Linked DNA regions of Homo sapiens: region 1 is linked to region 2. A link is an interaction called in ENCODE POLR2A ChIA-PET data of the cell type or tissue named here. Cell type or tissue: HCT116. All regions are shown on one strand. Each heading gives the region's core, and the rest is flanking DNA. Links, peaks and the distances in the headings are about the cores only.

The links. Peaks named below come from ENCODE experiments on the same cell type or tissue, not always from the same donor. Only the 100,000 strongest peaks of a DNase experiment are listed, where the experiment ranks them.
Region 1: POLR2A ChIA-PET joins it to region 2 with 15 read pairs; 4 of 35 experiments call an interaction of 5 or more read pairs at or near these places.

The regions. Positions count from the first base shown.
Region 1 is chr6:31,017,315-31,024,722 of GRCh38, reverse strand. The region is part of intron 1 of MUC22 (mucin 22); the gene reads right to left. Among named protein-coding and RNA genes, the nearest start is that of MUC22, 11 kb to the right of the region's middle. In HCT116, for the core only: no CTCF peak of the experiment used is centred there; no DNase peak of the experiment used is centred there; H3K27ac peaks cover 509 bases.
Region 2 is chr6:30,808,479-30,818,978 of GRCh38, reverse strand. It overlaps LINC00243 (long intergenic non-protein coding RNA 243), which reads left to right. Exons shown (of 2, transcript NR_130726.1): 2 at 4,207-6,113. Among named protein-coding and RNA genes, the nearest start is that of LINC00243, 17 kb to the left of the region's middle. RefSeq lists an enhancer at 4,393-4,687. In HCT116, for the core only: no CTCF peak of the experiment used is centred there; DNase peaks (open chromatin) are centred at 3,528, 3,728, 4,278 and 4,528; H3K4me3 peaks cover 1,118 bases; H3K27ac peaks cover 2,500 bases.

The DNA.
Region 1 (7,408 bases), core at 545-3,044, 210 kb before region 2:
AGGCGGTAGAGAGACCTTTTCTAACCATAATCTCTGAAGCAGGACCCCTGCCTTTTTAACAACACATAACCCAAAGGTGTATTTACATTCTTTATATTCTAAACTCTTCTTTACAAGAACATAAGCCCACATTTCTTTTGCTGACAGGGGTATACTCAGAGTTTAGCAAAATACCATGGTAGAAAGGTTAAATTTCATCTCAAATACAATGAAGACCCACTGGAATAACATACTCTGGTTAATTTCTCTTTGTTTTTATTTTGAAAAAAAAAATCACAAATTCTTTTGTAACAAGTATAACACAAAGAACCCTTTTCCCTGAATCTGTCTCATTATCCTTCAATACTTTATATATTCTCATACGCAACCATAATACAGCCATCAAGATCAAGAAATTCACATGAATATATTGCTGCCACCTGATCCTTAGATCCCTTTCAAGTTTTGTTAGTTGTTCTAATAATGTCTTTAATAGTAAACCAGTTCAATTCAGAATCGTGTGTTGTTTTTCGTTGTTCTGTCTCTTTAGTCTTCTTCAGTCTGGTGCAGTTCTTCAGTCTTCCTTTGATCTTCATAACTTTTAACCTTTGAAGATTACAGGTCAATTATTTTATAGAATTTTCCTTAAACTGAGTTTTTGTAATGTTTCATCATGATTAGGCTCATGTTATTAATCTTTGCCAGGAAAACCACTGAAGTGATGCTGTATTCTTCTCTTTGCATACTATCAGGTGACAGATAATATCAATGTGTCCCATCATTGATGATGTTCTCTTGGATTACTTGATTAAGAAGGTGTATCCAGGCTGGTTTTTCTCCCTTTGTAGTTAGTAAATATTGTGTTGTGATTATAATTATGAAATGTCTCTCTTTATCCCTAATAATATACCTCTTCTTAAGCCTATTTTGTCTGATTTTGAAATAGTCACTCAATTTTTTTCTAAATTGATGTTAGCATGGCTAACATACAGTATGGCCGTATCTTTCTTCCTCTTATTTTTATCCTATTGTTTACCCTATTTGTAGTTATAGTTAGTTAAAATGTATTTCTTGGTTGAATATTATTTATTTGGGGCTTTCTTTTTTAACCAATGTGTCAATCTCTGCCTTTTAATTGTGGTGTCTGGACCATATACATTTAATGTAATTATAAATACGTTGGGTCTGATTCTTTTTTAGAGACAGAGTCTTGCTCTGTCACTCAGGCTATAATGCAGTGGCACAATCACGGCTGACTGCAGCCTTGACTTTCTAAGCTCAAGAAATCCTCCTGCCTCAGCCTCCGAACTATCTAGGATCACAGGCACGAGTCATGATGCCTGGCTAATTACTTTTTAATTTTTATTTCTTGTAAAGATGGGGTCTCCCTATGTTGCCTGGGCTTGTCTCGAACTCCTGGGCTCAAGTAATCTTCCTGCCTCAGCCCCAAAAAGTGCTGGAATTACAAGTGTGAACCACTGTAGCTGGCCCTGAATTTAATAGTCTTCATATTTGTTTTCTATTTTTCTCGTCTGATCTTCTTACCTTTTCCTCCATTTTTCGCCTTTTTTTTTTTTAATTAACCCAGTATTTTGTTTTTTGTTTTGTTTTGTTTTTTGAGCGTCTTGATCTGTCACTCAGGCTGGAGTGCAGTGATGGGATCTCAGCTCACTGCCAATTCCACTTCCCAGGTTCAAGTGATTCTCCTGCCTCGGCCTCCTGAGTAGCTGGAACCACAGGCATGCGCCACCACGCCCAGCTAATTTTTGTATTTTTAGTAGAGACAGGGTTTCACCACGTTGCCCAGGCTGGTCTCTAACTCCTGGCCTCAAGTGATCCACCTGCCTCAGCCTCCCAAAGGGCTAGGATTACAGGCATAAACCGCTGCACCATGACCTGAGTCATTTTTGACCCCATTTTATTTCCACCATTAGCTTATTAAATATCATTCTTATTTGTGTGCCTTTGCTCTAGGATTTACGATATACACCTTTATCACTGTCTACCTCCCAGTGAGCTCATTCCTCTTCCTGTAAAGGCATGAGAGTCTCAACACAGTACACTTCCATTTCCTTTTTCTATCCCTTGTACCACTGTTGTCATACATTTTATGTCTACATATAAGCCTCATAATTCATTATTACTCAAGTATATTATCTTTTAAAATTTAAATGAAAAAAATTTTATTTTTACCCATATATTTATCATTTCCAGCACACTTCATTCTTTTTTGCATAGATCTAAATTTTTTCTTCCTGAAGAACTTTTACATTTAAAAAAAAATGTCAGTCTTGCCTGTCGATTCACGCCTGTAATCCCAGCATTTTGGGAAGCAGAGGCAGGCAGATCACCAGGAGTTCGATACCAGCCTAACCAAAATTGAGAACCCCCATCTGTACTAAAAATACAAAATTAGCCAGGCATGGTGTGGCTAATTACATGCCTGTAATCCCAGCTACTCGAGAAGCTGAGGCAGGAAAATCGCTTGAACCCAGTGTGTCTGGAATTGGTGGGTTCTTGGTCTCACTGACTTCAAGAATGAAGCCACAGACCCTCACAGTGAGTGTTACAGCTCTTAAGGTGGCATGTCTGGAGTTTGCTCCTTCTGATGTTCAGATGTGTTCGGAGTTTCTTCCTTCTGGTGGGTTTGTGCTCTCGCTGGCTCATGAGTGAAGCTGCAAACCTTCACAGTGAGTGTTAGCAACTCTTAAGCCCATGCGTGTGGAATTGTTCCTTCCTCTCAGTGGGCTCGTGGGCTCGCTGGCTTCAGGAGTGAAGCTGCAGACCTTTACGGTGAGTGTTACAGATCATAAAAACAGTGTAGACCCAAAAAGTGAGCAGTAGCAAAATCTATTGCAAAGAGCAAAAGAACAAAGTTTCCACAGTGTGGAAAACGACCCAAGCAGGTTGCCACTGCTGGCTCGGGCAGCCTGCTTTTATTCTCTTATCTGGCCCCACCCACATCCTGCTGATTGGTAGAGCCGAGTGGTCTGTTTTGACAGGGTGCTGATTGGTGCGTTTACAATCCCTGAGCTACATACAAAGGTTCTCCACGTCCCCATCAGATTAGTTAGATACAGAATATGGACACAGAGGTCCTCCAAGGCCCCTCCAGAGCAGCTAGATACAGAGTGTCGATTGGTGCACTCACAAACTTTGAGCTAAACACAGGGTGCTGATTGGTGTGTTTACAAACCTTGAGCTAGATACAGAGTGCCGATTGGTGTATTTACAATCCCTGAGCTAGACATAAAGGTTCTCCAAGGCCCCACGAGAGCAGCTAGATACAGAGTGTTGATTGGTGCACTCACAAACCCTGAGCTAGACACAGGGTGCTGATTGGTGTGTTTACAAACCTTGAGCTAGATACAGAGTGCCGATTGGTGTATTTACAATCCCTGAGCTAGACATAAAGGTTCTCCAAGGCCCTACCAGAGCAGCTAGATACAGAGTGTCCATTGGTGTACTCACAAATCCTGAGCTACACACAGGGTGCTGATTGGTGTATTTACAATCCCTAAGCTAGACATAAAGACTCTCCACGTCCTCACCAGACTCAGGAGCCCAGCTGGCTTCACCCAGTGGATCCCGCCCCGGGGCCGCAGGTGGAGCTGCCTGCCAGTCCTACGCCATGCGCTCACAGTCCTCAGCCCGTGGGCGGTCGGTGGGACTGGGCGCCCTGGAGCAGGGGGCGGCGCTCATCGGGGAGGCTCCGGCCGCACAGAAGCCCATGGAGGGGGTGGGAGGCTCAGGCATGGCGGGCTGCAGGTCCCCAGCCCTGCCCCATGGGAAGACAGCTAAGGCCCAGTGAGAAATCCAGTGCAGCGCCAGTGGGCCGGCACTGCTGGGGGACCTAGTACACCCTCCGCAGCCACTGGCCCGGGTGCTAAGCCCCTCACTGCCCGGGGCCTGCAGGGCCCGCTGGCTGCTTCGAGTGCGGGGCCGCCAAGCCCACGCCTACCTGGAACTGCAGCTGGCCCGCAAGCGCCGCGCACAGTCCCGGTTCCCGCTCGCACCTCTCCCTCCACACCTCCCTGCAAGCTGAGGGAGCCGGCTCTGGCCTCGGCCAGCCCAGAAAGGGACTCCCACAGTGCAGCGGTGGGCTGAAGGGCTCCTCAAGTGCCGCCAAAGTGGGAGCCCAGGCAGAGGAGGTGCTGAGAGCAAGCGAGGGCTCTGAGGACTGCCAGCACGCTGTCACCTCTCACCGGGAGGCAGAGGTTGCAGTGAGCCAAGATCGTGCCATTACGCTCCAGCCTGGGGCAACAAGAGCGAAACTCCGTATCAAAAAAAAAAAAAAAAAAAGTCAATTTCCAGGAGGCAAGGTCTTCCAGTTTTTGCTTGTCTAGAAAAGCCTTCATTTCATCTTCATATTGAAAATATTCTTACTCCGTGTAATTCTAGGTTGATAAAGTATTTTTTTCTTTCAGTATTTTAATGATGTTGCTTCTTTATCTTCTGGTTGTCATGGTTTTTCACAGGAAGTCTGTTATGCTTGTCTTTGCTCCTCTCTATACAATGTGTCTTTTCTAGCTCATTCTAGGATTTCCCTTTTATCACTGATTTTTAGTTATTTGATTACGTTGTACTTTGGTATGATTTTTTAAAGTTTATTTTGCTTGATATTTGTTGAGTTCTTGGGATCTGTGAGTTTATAGTTTTCATCAAATTTAATTTTTTCAGCTACTATTTCTTTAAACATGTTTTCGGTTCCCTTTTTTTCTGGAACTTCAATAATACATATTGCAGACAAAACATTGTCTCACAAAATCACTGGTATTCTATTCATTCATTTTCAGCCCATACTCCCTCCACCCCATACTCCCTCTCACCCTCACAAGATTCTGACAAAACATGCCAGGCTGCCACTCTGTGGAGAAGTCCACTTCATCCAATTTAGTTTCTTGCTCTGTCACCCAGGCTGGAGTGCAGTGGTGCTATCTCGGCTCATTGCAACTTCCACCTCCCGGGTTCAAGGGATTCTCCTGCCTCAGCCTCCTGAGTAGCTGGAAATACAGACATGCGCTACCACACCCAGCTAATTTTTGTATTTCTAGTAGAAACAGAGTTTTGCCATGTTGGCCAGGCTGCCCTCGAACTCCTGACCTCAGGTGATCTGCCCACCTCAGCCTCCCAAAGTGCTAGGATTACAGGCGTGAGCCACCGCACCCGGCCCAGTTCAGTTTCTTATATCCTTCTCTGGGCCACTGCTGTCTCCCCTCCTGTCCAACCCTGATATCTGCTTTGCTCTGCCTCACCTAATGATCTGGGGCTTAATCATTCAGGAAGGGAAGAGAAAGTAGAAAACAAAATTGATTTATGTTTTTAAAAGATGCTGTGTGAAAACGGGCATGTAGGAGGGCAAGAGTGAAAAAATTAAGAGCAGTAATTATTGCTTGAACTAGGATGGTAGCAGGGGAGATACCTTTCAGTGGATGAATACAAGCTATGTTTTGAAATTAGAAAAGTAGAACCAATAGGAAGTGTTGAAAGGCTGCATGTGGTGGATGACACGAAAAGAAGTCAAGAACAACTTCTAGCTTTGGGGCTTACGCAGAGTTGGAAATTAGTTCTATTTATCTGAATGAATAGGGATGAAGTGGAAGTTGGAAATATTAGACTTTGAACTTTTTGTGCCCATTAGATATCCAGGAGACTGTTGGCAGTTGGAAACCTGCACTTAGTTCTTAGAGGAGAAATCAGATCAAAAGACGTGAAACTGGAAGTCATTTAAATATACATTGTATTTAAAGCCATGAAGCTGACTGAGATCGCTTGTCTGGGAGAGTATGTTGGAGAATAGGGCGCTGGACCAAGCTCTGGCCACTGCATCACTCAGATAGAGGAGGAGACGCAAATGAATGAGACTGAGAAGGAGCATCCACTAAGGCAGAAAGAAAACTCTAAAAAGTGAATCAAGGAAGTCAAGAGAATAGAGAGGCTCTAGAAAAATATGGCAGTTAACTGAATTGATTTTTGCAGAGAGATCAAGTAAGATATGGCCTGGGCCATGTCCATTGGATTCAGAGACAATATGGAAGTGAGTTTAGTTTATTGAAAACAGATTTGCATGATGGGGTAGACCCCAATTGGAATGAATAAAAGAATAAGTATATATGGAGGCTTACGGATTTCATAGAAGAATAAAAAGTAGAGAAATAACAAAACACATACCTCCACAAGGACAAACGATGGAGAGATAACAGCAGAGGAGATATTTTTGTTTTTTTGAAGGTAATAGGCAGATGAGTGGTAACTCTCCAACACAACAGAGAAAGCTTCAACATACAGGCCTCCATTGGGGGTGAGAGTAAGTCAACTACTGGTAGATTATTAATTCTGTGGAATCCTGGAAAGATTCGGGAATTGCAACTGGGTTCCTCTAAAGATTTGGGTGTGGCATGTGACTAAATACAGGAAGGATAGTTGAAATACAATGTAGCTAGGAACTGTCTCTCAGCTCCAGATCACTCCTTCCACTCAAGCACTTGGATGAATACACCTCTCTTCCTTTTAACAGCTTAGGGTTTTATCTCTGGAGATACTGAAACCAAAGAAACTCTAGATCAGTAATCCCAGGCACTGCTGAAGGCAGGAGTGAAAGTGTATCCAGAATTGGTGGGTTCTTGGTCTGACTTCAACAATGAAGCCGTGGACTCTCGCCGTGAGTGTCACAGTTCTTACAAGTGGTGTGTCCTGAGTTTGTTCCTTCTGATGTTCAGATGTGTTCGGCGTTTCTTCTGGTGGGTTCGTGATCTCACTGGCCTCAGGAGTGAAACTGCAGATTTTCGCAGTGAGTGTTACAACTCATAAACGCAGTGTGGACTCAAAGAGTGAGCAGCAGCAATATTTATCACAAAGAGTGAAAGAACAAAGTTTCCACACTATAGAAGAGTACCCAAGCGGATTGCCACTGCTGGCTCAGGGCAGCCTGCTTTTATTCCCTTATCTGGTGGCACCCACATCCTACTGATTGGTCCATTTTACAGAGCGCCGATTGGTTTTACAGAGAGCTGATTGGTCTGTTTTGACAAGGTGCTGATTGGTGTGTTTACAATCCCTGAGCTAGACACAAAAGTTCTCCAAGTCCCCACAGAGCACTGATTGGTGCATTTACAAACCTTGAGCTATACACAGGGTGCTGATTGGTATGTTTACAAACCTTGAGCGAGACACAGGGTGCTGATTGGTGTATTTACAATCCCTTAGCTAGACATAAAGATTCTCCAAGTCCCCACCAGATTAGCTAGACACAGGGTGCTTACTGGTGTGTTTACAAACCTTGAGCTAGACACAGAGTGCTGATTGGTGTATTTACAATCCCTTAGCTAGACATAAAGATTCTCCGAGTCCCCACCAGATTAGCTAGACACAGGGTGCTGATTGGTGCATTTGCAAACCTTGAGCTAGACACAGAGTGCTGATTGGTGTA
Region 2 (10,500 bases), core at 3,252-5,751:
AGGTATTTCTGAAGGAAAATTAACTCCAGTTTATTTAAATATACCATGCTTCGTGTATATATGTCCTCTCCTTCCAAACCGGAATTTCCAGTTAAATTCAAGGAATAATTATCAAGTAAATACAACATGACAAGAGCAAGGCTAAGTACAGGACAGTTCCTGCCTTAAGGAATCTAAGGTGAAAGGATAAGTCTAATGGAAGCGCATTCCAGTTTGCTGATGAGCACAAAAGCCATAGCAGCTAAGTGCCATGGGTTCCAGAGAAGGAAAGTGTCTCCGTGCAGGCTGGCTTCATAAAGGCTTCTGAGATAGGCCTAAAGGATAGATCAGATTTCAGGAAGTAAGCACAAGACAGGAATAAGCAAGAAATAATGATGACACACAAGGAATGGAGAGGAAAGAATGCCATCAGAAGAATATCTTCAGAGAATTGCACAATAAAGAGTAATGGTAAGGAAATTTTCTTATAGCTAAGGCCAAATATTGAGACTACAGAAATACCCTGGGAGGCTAGAGAGAGGCAACGTCATGGGGGTAAGATTGGTTTTTTGTTTGATTGGTTTTTTTTGGGGGGGGCGGTTAGGTTTTTTCTTTGGAGAAGGAGTCTCCCTCTGTCACCCAGGCTGGAGGGTAGTGGCGCAATCTCAGCTCACTGCAACCTCCGCCTCCCAGGTTCAAGCGATTCTCCTGCCTCAGCCTCCCGAGTAGCTTGGATTACAGGCAACCACCACCTCGGCCGAATGATTTTTGTATTTTTAGTAGAGACAGGGTTTCACCATGTTGGCCAGTCTGGTCTTGAACTCCTGACCTCAGGTGATCCATTCACCTTGGCCTCCCAAAGTGCTGGGATTATAGGTATGAGCCACATACCCAGCCAGATTGTTAAAATAATATTATTACAAGGAGGTGGGTAGAAAAGGCCAAAATCACTGCCCCATTAACTTTTCCTAGGCCCCAGTTCAGACCCAAACTCTTTTTAGACTTCCCTTTTCTACCATCATGGGCAGCACGGGTGTTGTGGCTCCGAGACCCCTCTTCTATCCAGCTCCCTGAAAAGAACAATGCCCACTAAAGGCTTGCTGGGAGTTGATCCATCACTTCTGGTTTGGTAGAATGTTTCCCTAAGGATCTCTTGAGCCCAGGAATTCAAGACCAGCCTGAGAAACATGGAAAAAACGCATCTCCACAAGAAATGCAAAAATGAATGGGGTGTGGTGGTGTGCGCCTGTAGTCCCTAAGGGCTGTCAGAACTTAGGAGGCTAAGACAGGAGGATTGCTTGAGCCCAGGAAGTCGAGGCTGCAGTGAGCCATGATCACACCACTGTACTCCAGCCTGGGCAACAGAGCAAGACCCTGTCTCAAAGAAAAAGTTTCCCTAATGTTGCCCACATGGGTAACTCCCTCCCACCTATCCCAGTTGTAATTAAGTGAGAACACTCTAGTCCTTGTTCTTAAATGAAGGAAGTGAAAATTTGTGAGGACAAGAATGTTCTGGGCCTGGTGACCTCCCGAAGTGAGCTTGGCAGCAAATCTTCCCATTTGCCTTGGGAAAGCCCTAAAAAAACCAGAGTATGGGATACTGATAGTGGTTATAATTGCTAACGAGGTTAGGGTTTTAACACATGACGCATGCTAAGTAGTCAAAATTCCCCATTTTACAGAAAGAGAAACTGAAGTTCAAAGATGCTATGTGCAATCCCCCTACATGGAGACACAGTCTGAGTCTAGTTTCTCAAGGCCTTGGCAGGGCCTGAGGGAGTGGGTAACATGGGTATGGCTTGTATACATTTATGAATTTTGTATCTGGGAAGCAATATGGAGAAATAGCCTGTAAGGAAGGAAAAGATTAGACACTATTTACTGCAGCTCCAAACAAAACTACACAGAGGCCAGGAGCAGTGGCTGATGCCTGTAATCCCAGCATTTTGGGAGGCCAAGGTGGGTGAATCACCTGAAGTCAGGAGTTTGAGACCAGCCTGGCGAACATGGTGAAACCCTGTCTCCACTAAAAGTACAAAAATTAGCCGGGTGTGGTGGCACACGCCTGTAATCCTACCTACTCAGGAGGCTGAGGCAGGAGAATCACTTGAACCTGGGAGGCAGAGGTTGCAGTGAGCTTGAGAGGTGACAGCCTGCTAGCAGTCCTCACAGCTCTCACTCGCTCTGGGCGCCTCCTCTGCCTGGGCTCCCACTTTGGCGGCATTTGAGGAGCCCTTCAGCCCACCGCTGCACTATGGGAGCCCCTTTCTGGGCTGGCCAAGGCCAGAGCCGGCTCCCTCAGCTTGCAGGGAGGTGTGGAGGGAGAGGCGCGAGCGGAACCGGGGCTGCGTGCAGTGCTTGCGGGCCAGCTGGAGTTCCGGGTGGGCGTGGGCTTGGCGGGCCCCGCACTCGGAGCAGCCGGCCGGCCCTGCCAGCCCCAGGCAGTGAGGGGCTTAGCACCCGGGCCAGCGGCTGCGGAGGGTGTACTAGGTCCCCCAGCAGTGCCGGCCCACCGGCGGTGCGCTCGATTTCTCGCCAGGCCTTAGCTGCCTTCGCACGGGGCAGGGCTCGGGACCTGCAGCCCGCCATGCCTGAGCCTCCCACCCCCTCCGTGGGCTCCTGTGCGGCCCAAGCCTCCCCGACGAGCGCCGCCCCCTGCTCCAGGGCCCCCAGTCCCATCGACCGCCCAAGGGCTAAGGAGTGTGAGCGCATGGCCCAGGACTGGCAGGCAGCTCCACCTGCAGCCCCGGTGCTGGATCCACTGGGTGAAGCCAGCTGGGCTCCTGAGTCTGGTGGGGACGTGGAGAGTCTTTATGTCTAGCTCAGGGATTGTAAATACACCAATCGGCACTCTGTATCTAGCTCAAGGTTTGTAAACACACCAATCAGCACCCTGTGTCTAGCTCAGGGTTTGTGAGTGCCCCAATTGACACTCTACCTAGCTGCTCTAGTGGGCCCTTGGAGAACCTTTATGTCTAGCTCAGGGATTGTAAATACACCAATCGGCACTCTGTATCTAACTCAAGGTTTGTAAACACGCCAATCAGCACCCTGTGTCTAGCTCAGGGTTTGTGAGTGCACCAATCGACACTCTGTATCTAGCTGCTCTGGTGGGGCCTTGGAGAACCTTTACATTTAGCTCAGGGATTGTAAATACACCAATCGGCACTCTGTATCTAACTCAAGGTTTGTAAACACGCCAATCAGCACCCTGTGTCTAGCTCAGGGTTTGTGAGTGCACCAATCGACACTCTGTATCTAGCTGCTCTGGTGGGGCCTTGGAGAACCCGTGTGTCCATACTCTGTATCTAACTAATCTGATGGGGACGTGGAGAACCTTTGTATGTAGCTCAGGGATTGTAAACGCACCAATCAGCACCCTGTCAAAACAGGCCACTCGGCTCTACCAATCAGCAGGATGTGGGTGTGGCCAGATAAGAGAATAAAAGCAGGCTGCCCCAGCCAACAGTGGCAACTTGCTCCGGTCCCCTTCCACAGTGTGTAAGCTTTGTTCTTTTGCTCTTTGCAATAAATCTTGCTACTGCTCAGTCTTTGAGTCTACATTGCTTTTGTGAGCTGTAACACTCACTGCAAAGGTCTGCAGCTTCATTCCTGAAGCCAGTAAGACCACAAACCCACCAGAAGGAAGAAACTCCGAACACATCTGAACATCAGAAAGAACAAACTCCAGACATGCCACCTTAAGAGCTATAACACTCACCGTGAGGGTCCGTGGCTTCATTCTTGAAGTCAGTGAGACCAAGAACCCACCAATTCCGGACACAAGCTAAGATCACACCACACTGCATCCCAGCCTGGCAACAGAGCGAGACTGTCTCAAAAAAAAAAAAAGGCCGGGTGCCGTGGCTCACCTTTGTAATTCCAGCACTTTGAGAGGCTGAGGAGGGTGGATCACCTGAGGTCAGGAGTTCAAGACCAGCCTAGCCAACATTGTGAAACCCCGTCTCCACTAAAAATACAAAAAAATTAGCCAGATGTGGTGGGCGCCTGTAATCTCAGCTACTCAGGAGGCTGAGGCAGGAGAATCGCTTGAACCTGGAGCAGGGCTGGATGGGGGGTAGAGGTTGTAGTGAGCTGAGGTCAGGCCACCACACACAAGCCTGGGCAATAAGAGTGAAATGCCATCTCAATAAATATTGTGTTTGGTTCTTGAGTAACAAAAACTCAATACAATGGCCTAACTTCATAGGTGTTTATTTTTCCCAGTTATGAAGAAGACTTGAGCAGGCAGTCCAGAGCTGATACAGCTGCTCCAATCACCAGAGATGCAATCTCCTGCTAGATGTCTTCACATCTACCTTTCTATGTCACATGTGCAAGATGGTTGCTCTGCCTTCAGACATCACATTTACATTCCAGGCAGAAAGGAGAAGGAAAGAGCAAAAGATGTGTTCCGAACAAATCCATCTTAAAAACAAACAAGGGGAGGGGTAGCAGGAGAAAATTTAAAAAGAAGAAGAAGAAAAACAAAAACAGGAAAGCCGTTGTTTCCCTAAAAGCCCCATCAAGCCGACTTCTACCGGTGACTCATTACCCAGTCATGTGGCCACCCCTGGATTCAAGGCAGTCTGAGGAGGTGAGTGTTTCAAAGAGGCACATGGATGCCACAGACAAAATCAAGTTTCCATGGTTGAAGGAGAAGAGGACGATAGAGTTTGGGGAGGCAGCAGGCTACGTCTGCCACAGAAGATATAAAGATATGGAGCCACACGAGAAGATGGGGGAGGCTGCCAAAAAAGTCCACTGGGTACAGGTGAGGAGCAGGTGACATTGGAGTTGCTCCATCTGAGGAGCCCGCACCTGCAATGGCTTGTGCTCCTGCTCCTGTGGGTATAGGCACAAGGCTGATGCCGAGAGAGTGAGTTGTTTCTGTTGGGGTTCAGAACACAATACCCCAAAGTATGGCGATGAGTACTTAACTAAAGGACATTGGAAGGCCTCAGAAGCAGCCTCAGATCCAAGGTCCCTCTGACCTGCTCCTGCCCTCCTGTCTCTCTCGTCCCTCGTTCTCCCCTGAAGTGAGTCATAGAAACCAGAATCCTCTTCCCCACGGTAGGTCCTAGAAACTAGAACCCTTTTTCCCCGAAGCAAAAGCCATAAAAACTGGAATTATTACTCTAAACTCTCCTTGACTTTTTGTCCAGAAGATGGCCATAAAGAAATTCTCAGCTAGGTGTGGTGGCTCGTATCTGTAATCCCAGCACTTTGAGAGGCCAAGGTGGGAGGATCACTTGAGGCCAGGAGTTTGAGATCGGCCTGGGCAACATAGTAAGACCCCCATCTCTACAAAACTTTTTTTTTTAAACTTACCTAAGCGTGGTGGTACACCTGTAGTCTCAGCTACTTAGGAGGCTGAGGTGGGAGGGACCCTGCTCTGGCTGTGACTGCTTTATCACAGGGAGTGCCTATCTGTGGGCTGCTTTCTACACATTAAAGCATTTTCAGAAAGGGCCAACATCAGCCTTGGAAAAAAGGAGGAAGAGCCACGGAGAGTCTCCCTTTATCTTCCCCTTATGTGATGTGAGAGTGCACATGACTGTGTGCACATACACACACACACACACACCACACACACACACCCCACAGGCACACAGGGTCAAGAACATGCTGGGCAGAGCTTAAGCCACTGAATGTTTCAGTAGGAATCATGATATCTAAAAATAGGACAGCTGATAAGGGGGTTCTTACTACTCACAGTTCCTGGAATTATATGCAATTGCATCTTGGAAACTCAACAAATAAACAGTTAGTATGGAATTAAGGAATTAAGTTTGGTGAAGTTCAAAGAAGCTGATGTTACTCACAAGAGTAAATAGAGAGGAAACCGGGCGTGGTGGCTTCACGCCTGTAATTCTAGCACTTTGGGAGGCCAAGACGAGCAGATCACTTGAGGTAGAGAGTTTGAGACCAGCCTGGCCAACATGATGAAACCCTGTTCTCTACTAAAAATACAAAAATTAGCTGGGTGTGGTGGCAGGCACCTGCAATCCCAGCTACATGGGAGGCTGAGGCAGGAGAATCGCTTGAACCCAGGAGACAGGGGTTGCAGTGAGCCAAGATCACACCACTGCACTCCAGCCTGGGCGACAGAGCAAGACTCCCTCTCAGGAAAGAAAAAAAAAAAAAAAGTAAATAGAGAGGAAAGCACAGGCCAGGGTAAAGAGCTCCATGTAGGGCTGGGCGCGGTGGCTCACGCCTGCGGTCCCAGCACTTTGGGAGGCCGAGGCGGGCGGATCACAAGGTCATGAGATCGAGACCATCCTAGCTAACATGGTGAAACCCCGTCTCTACTAAAAATACAAAAATTAGCCGGGGGTGGTGGGCGCCTGTAGTCCCAGCTACTCGGGAGGCTGAGGCAGGAGAATGGTGTGAATCCAGGAGGTGGAGCTTGCAGTGAGCCGAGATCACACCACTGCACTCCAACTTGGGCAACAGAGTAAGACTCCACCTCAAAAAAAAAAAAAAAAAGAGCTCCATGTATGATTCGTGTATAATGCTGCGGGCATTTGGAGTGCAGCCAACAGCCCCCTTGCAGAGACCCAGTGTTCATTGTCCCTTCCTTCTTCTAGCAGAACCCCAATTTTATTTTGTTTAGCAAAGTTCTATGCTTTAAATTTTTTTTTGCCTCAAACTGCCATGCAGGTAGGAGTGGTGGTGTGGCATAGGGCTGGCCAATGAGATGTTAGCCTAAGTCATGTAAAGGGGACTTTCAGAAAAGTTCTTTTCTAGGACTGACTCAACTGGCATGGGCCCCCTTTGCCTTTTACTCTCCCACTTCCTCCAGCCTGAAACAAAACCATGATGGTCTGAACTCCAGCCATCAACTGGAGAGCACTTAATCACTTTTTCAGTAAATACATGCCAGGCCCTGTTTTCAGTTCTAGGAACTTACCATAAAGAAAACAGATAAAAATCTCTGGCTTCAAGGAGCTTACAGTCTAGTGAGAGGAAACAAATTATAAGCAAACAAATATATAGTATTTCAGAATATGGTAAGTGTTAAGGAAAATAAATTAAGAAATGAGATTCTTATTATCTTTAGGGACACTCTCACTCCATCTCCTTCTGTTGCCCACACTAGAGTGCAGTGGTGCGATCATAGCTCACTGTAACCTCAAACACCTGGGCTCAAGTGATCCTCCTGCCACAGCCTCCTGAGTAGCTGGGACTACAGGTGTATACCACTACATCTGGCTAATTTTTTTTTTATTTTTTATTTTTGTAGAGACGGAGTCTTGCTACATTCCCCAGGCTGGTCTCAAGCTCCTGGCCTCAAGTGATCTTCCTATCCTAACCTCACAAGGGGCTGGGATTATAGGTGTGAGCCACCACACCACCCAGAAATGAGATTCTTTTTATTTTTGTTTGTTTGTTTGTTTGTTTTGAGACAGAGTCTCACTCTGTCACCCAGGCTGGAGTGCAGGGGCACATTCTCGGCTCACTGCAGCCTCCACCTCCAGGTTCAAGTGATTTTCGTGCCTCAGCCTCCCAAGTAGCTGGAGTTACAGGAATATGCCACTACACCCAGCTATTTTTTTTTTTTTTTTTTTTTTTAGTAGAGACAGGATTTCACTATGTTGGCCGGGCTAGTCTCAAACTCCTGACCTCAAGTGATCTGCCAGCCTTGGCTTCCCAAAGTGTAGGGATTATAGGCGTGAGCCACTGCACCCCGCCCAGAAATGAGATTCCTGATGCTCGATCAAGTCAGGGTGGTGGCTCAGAAGGCTGGATGGACCTGGGGGTTGTAAAGGTAGCCAGGGTTTGTTTTAATCAGGTGTGGCAAGACGTGCAGACACAGGAATCACTTTCATGGAGGAAGACATTTACTCACAGTTCCCTAGAAACATGCATGAGGCATGGCATGGCGTGCAGGGGTGCCCCATGGGGAAGCACCTGAGTCAGTCAGGAGGCAGTGGGAGTGAAAGGAAAATGTGGGCAAGAGCCTTTATTGTGGTTTCACAGGCAGGAGTGTGCAGGCAGGTAAGCAAGTTCAGGCTCGGCTAGTTTGAATAATTTCAGCAGCCTCTGGGGCATAGGGGCTGTCCCTAGCTCTCTAGTACTGGTCCTGGGCTGACTAGGGGAATTGCAGCTAGGAGTGGCAGAGCCTGATGAAGGTGGTGGTTGGGAGGATGGGGTCTAGCTTGGTTGATCTACATATGACAGGCGAGTTCTTTGCTTCTAGGAATTAGCTCAACCTGGGAGAGGCAGTCACTCCAGGGTCAGCAAGACCCCACGATGTGGAAGTATCAGAATATAGAAACTAGAAAACATGGTTAATTACACTAGGTTCTTGCCAATATTGCTATGCTATTAGGATCCCTGCTCTCACCTCTAGATTTATTCTAAATGCAGAAAAATTAAACTCTCAATTTTTTATGCCACTGTTTTTCAGGTTTCTATTACTGGTTAGGTGAATGCCAGGCCTGTACTGATAATGATCCTAAAGAAGACTCCTCTTTCATACGGCCTAGTAACCGATTCTCAGATCTTATCCATATAAATAGGCTGTTAGTCAAACAAGAAAAATAGCAAGATAAGTAACAGATCCTTCACAGAGTAACTACTCTCATCTATGTGCGTGCACACACACACAAACACACACACTAGTGCGAAAATAAAATGATTTTTCACAGACTTTTTCTGAAGATTGAAGATTTCAAAACAGTCTGAAAAAAAGTTTCAAAAGTGGTCCTGAAGTTAGCTTTACATCAATGCATTAAATATTAACTTTTTTTTTTTTTTGAGATGGAGTCTCACTCCGTCACCCAGGCTGGAGTGCAGTGATGCCATCTCGGCTCACTGCAACTCCTGTCTCCCGGGTTCAAGTGATTCTGCTGCCTCAGCCTCCCAAGTAGCTAGGATTACAGGCATGCACCACCATGCCTGGCTAATATTTTTGTATTTTTAGTAGAGATGGTGTTTCACCATGTTGGCCAGGCTGGTCTCGAACTCCTGACCTCAAGTGATCCACCCGCTTTGGCCTCCCAAAGTGCTGGGATTACAGGCGTGAGCCACTGTGCCCGGCCTAAATATTAACCTTATATGAACAAAAAGAGAAACGAGGATATATGGAGAGAGTAAAAGAGAAGTGAGGCACGGTGAGAAATTGGGAAGGGAGACCTGAGCCTTTGTCTATAGCGAAGGTTGAAAATTCAGCCACCTGCAGGGGCAAAGCAGAAAATGCAAATGAGGTAGCAGGCTTGGGATAAGAAAGACCTGGCTCTTGTTCTCTGTTTTCCCTTTTTTCAGTAAAGATATAGGTAGAAACTAAAATTTGTCTGCTAGAGGAAAAAATAACTACTCAAGCTAAATAATAAATGCCAATTGGCACTTTCCCTCAGTGTTAAGGAGGCCAGGAGGCATGGAGTGGGCACTGGTGAACAGAGTGGGGCAGCCACCGCCCAGCTCCATCAACTGTTACTAGCAATCGGTGTAGGTCGCATGATGCCAGATAGCCTGATTTTTTTTTAAGCTGTAAAACTGGGATTTCTGTTTAGAGACCGGGTCTCACCCCAGTCTGGAGTGCAATGGCACTATCATAAAACACTGCAGCCTGGAACTCCTGGGCTGAAACAATCCTCCCTCCTCAGCCTCTCAAATTAAATTGTAGGTGTGAACCACCACACCCAGCTGATTTTTATTATTTTTTGTAAAGACAGGGTCTCACTGTGTTGCCCATGTTGCCCAGGATAAAATCTGGATTTTTATGTGAAATCTCCAATTCTTAATTGTTGAGATTGAAGACTTTTTTTCTTCTTTTTTTTTGGAGCCAGGGTCTTGCTCTGTCACCCAAGCTGGAGTGCAGTAGCACAATCAAAGTTTTCTACAGCCTTGACCTCCTGGGCTCAAGCAGTCCTCCCAGCTCAGCCTCCCCAGAAGCTGACTACAGACTACAGGTGTGTAGCATCATGCCTGGCTAATTTTTGTATTTTTTATAAAGACGGGGTCCTACTGTGTTGCCCAGGCTGGTCCCAAACTCCTGGGCTCAAGCAATCCTCCCAACTCGGCCTCCCAAAGTGCTGGAGTTACACGCATGAGCCACTGCTCCCAGTTCCTGAAGACAATATTTTGGATAAACGTTCTCTTAGCAAATTATATGTTTCTGCAGAGCAGATACTCAGGCAGTAGGCCATCGGTTTGCACTTCTATTATGCTGAACAAATGAGATAGGAAGCTGTTGCAAAGAAAGGAAGGGGAAAAGCAAGGGGCTAGCTGACAGTAAGAAAGACTGGGAGACGGACAAGGAGAGACCCAAGGTGATGGGATGAAAAAAGAAGAAAAAAAAATATTGATGAATGCGATTGAGAAGAGATTGGGGGCCGGATGCAGTGGCTCACGCCTATAATCCCAGCAGGCGTGAGGCCAAGGCAGGCGGATCACCTGGGGTCAGGAATTCGAGACCAGCCTGGCCAACATGGCAAAACCCCATCTCTACTAAAAATAGAAAAAAAAAGCCAGGCATGGTGGCATGTGCCTGTAGTCCCAGCTACTTGGGAGGCT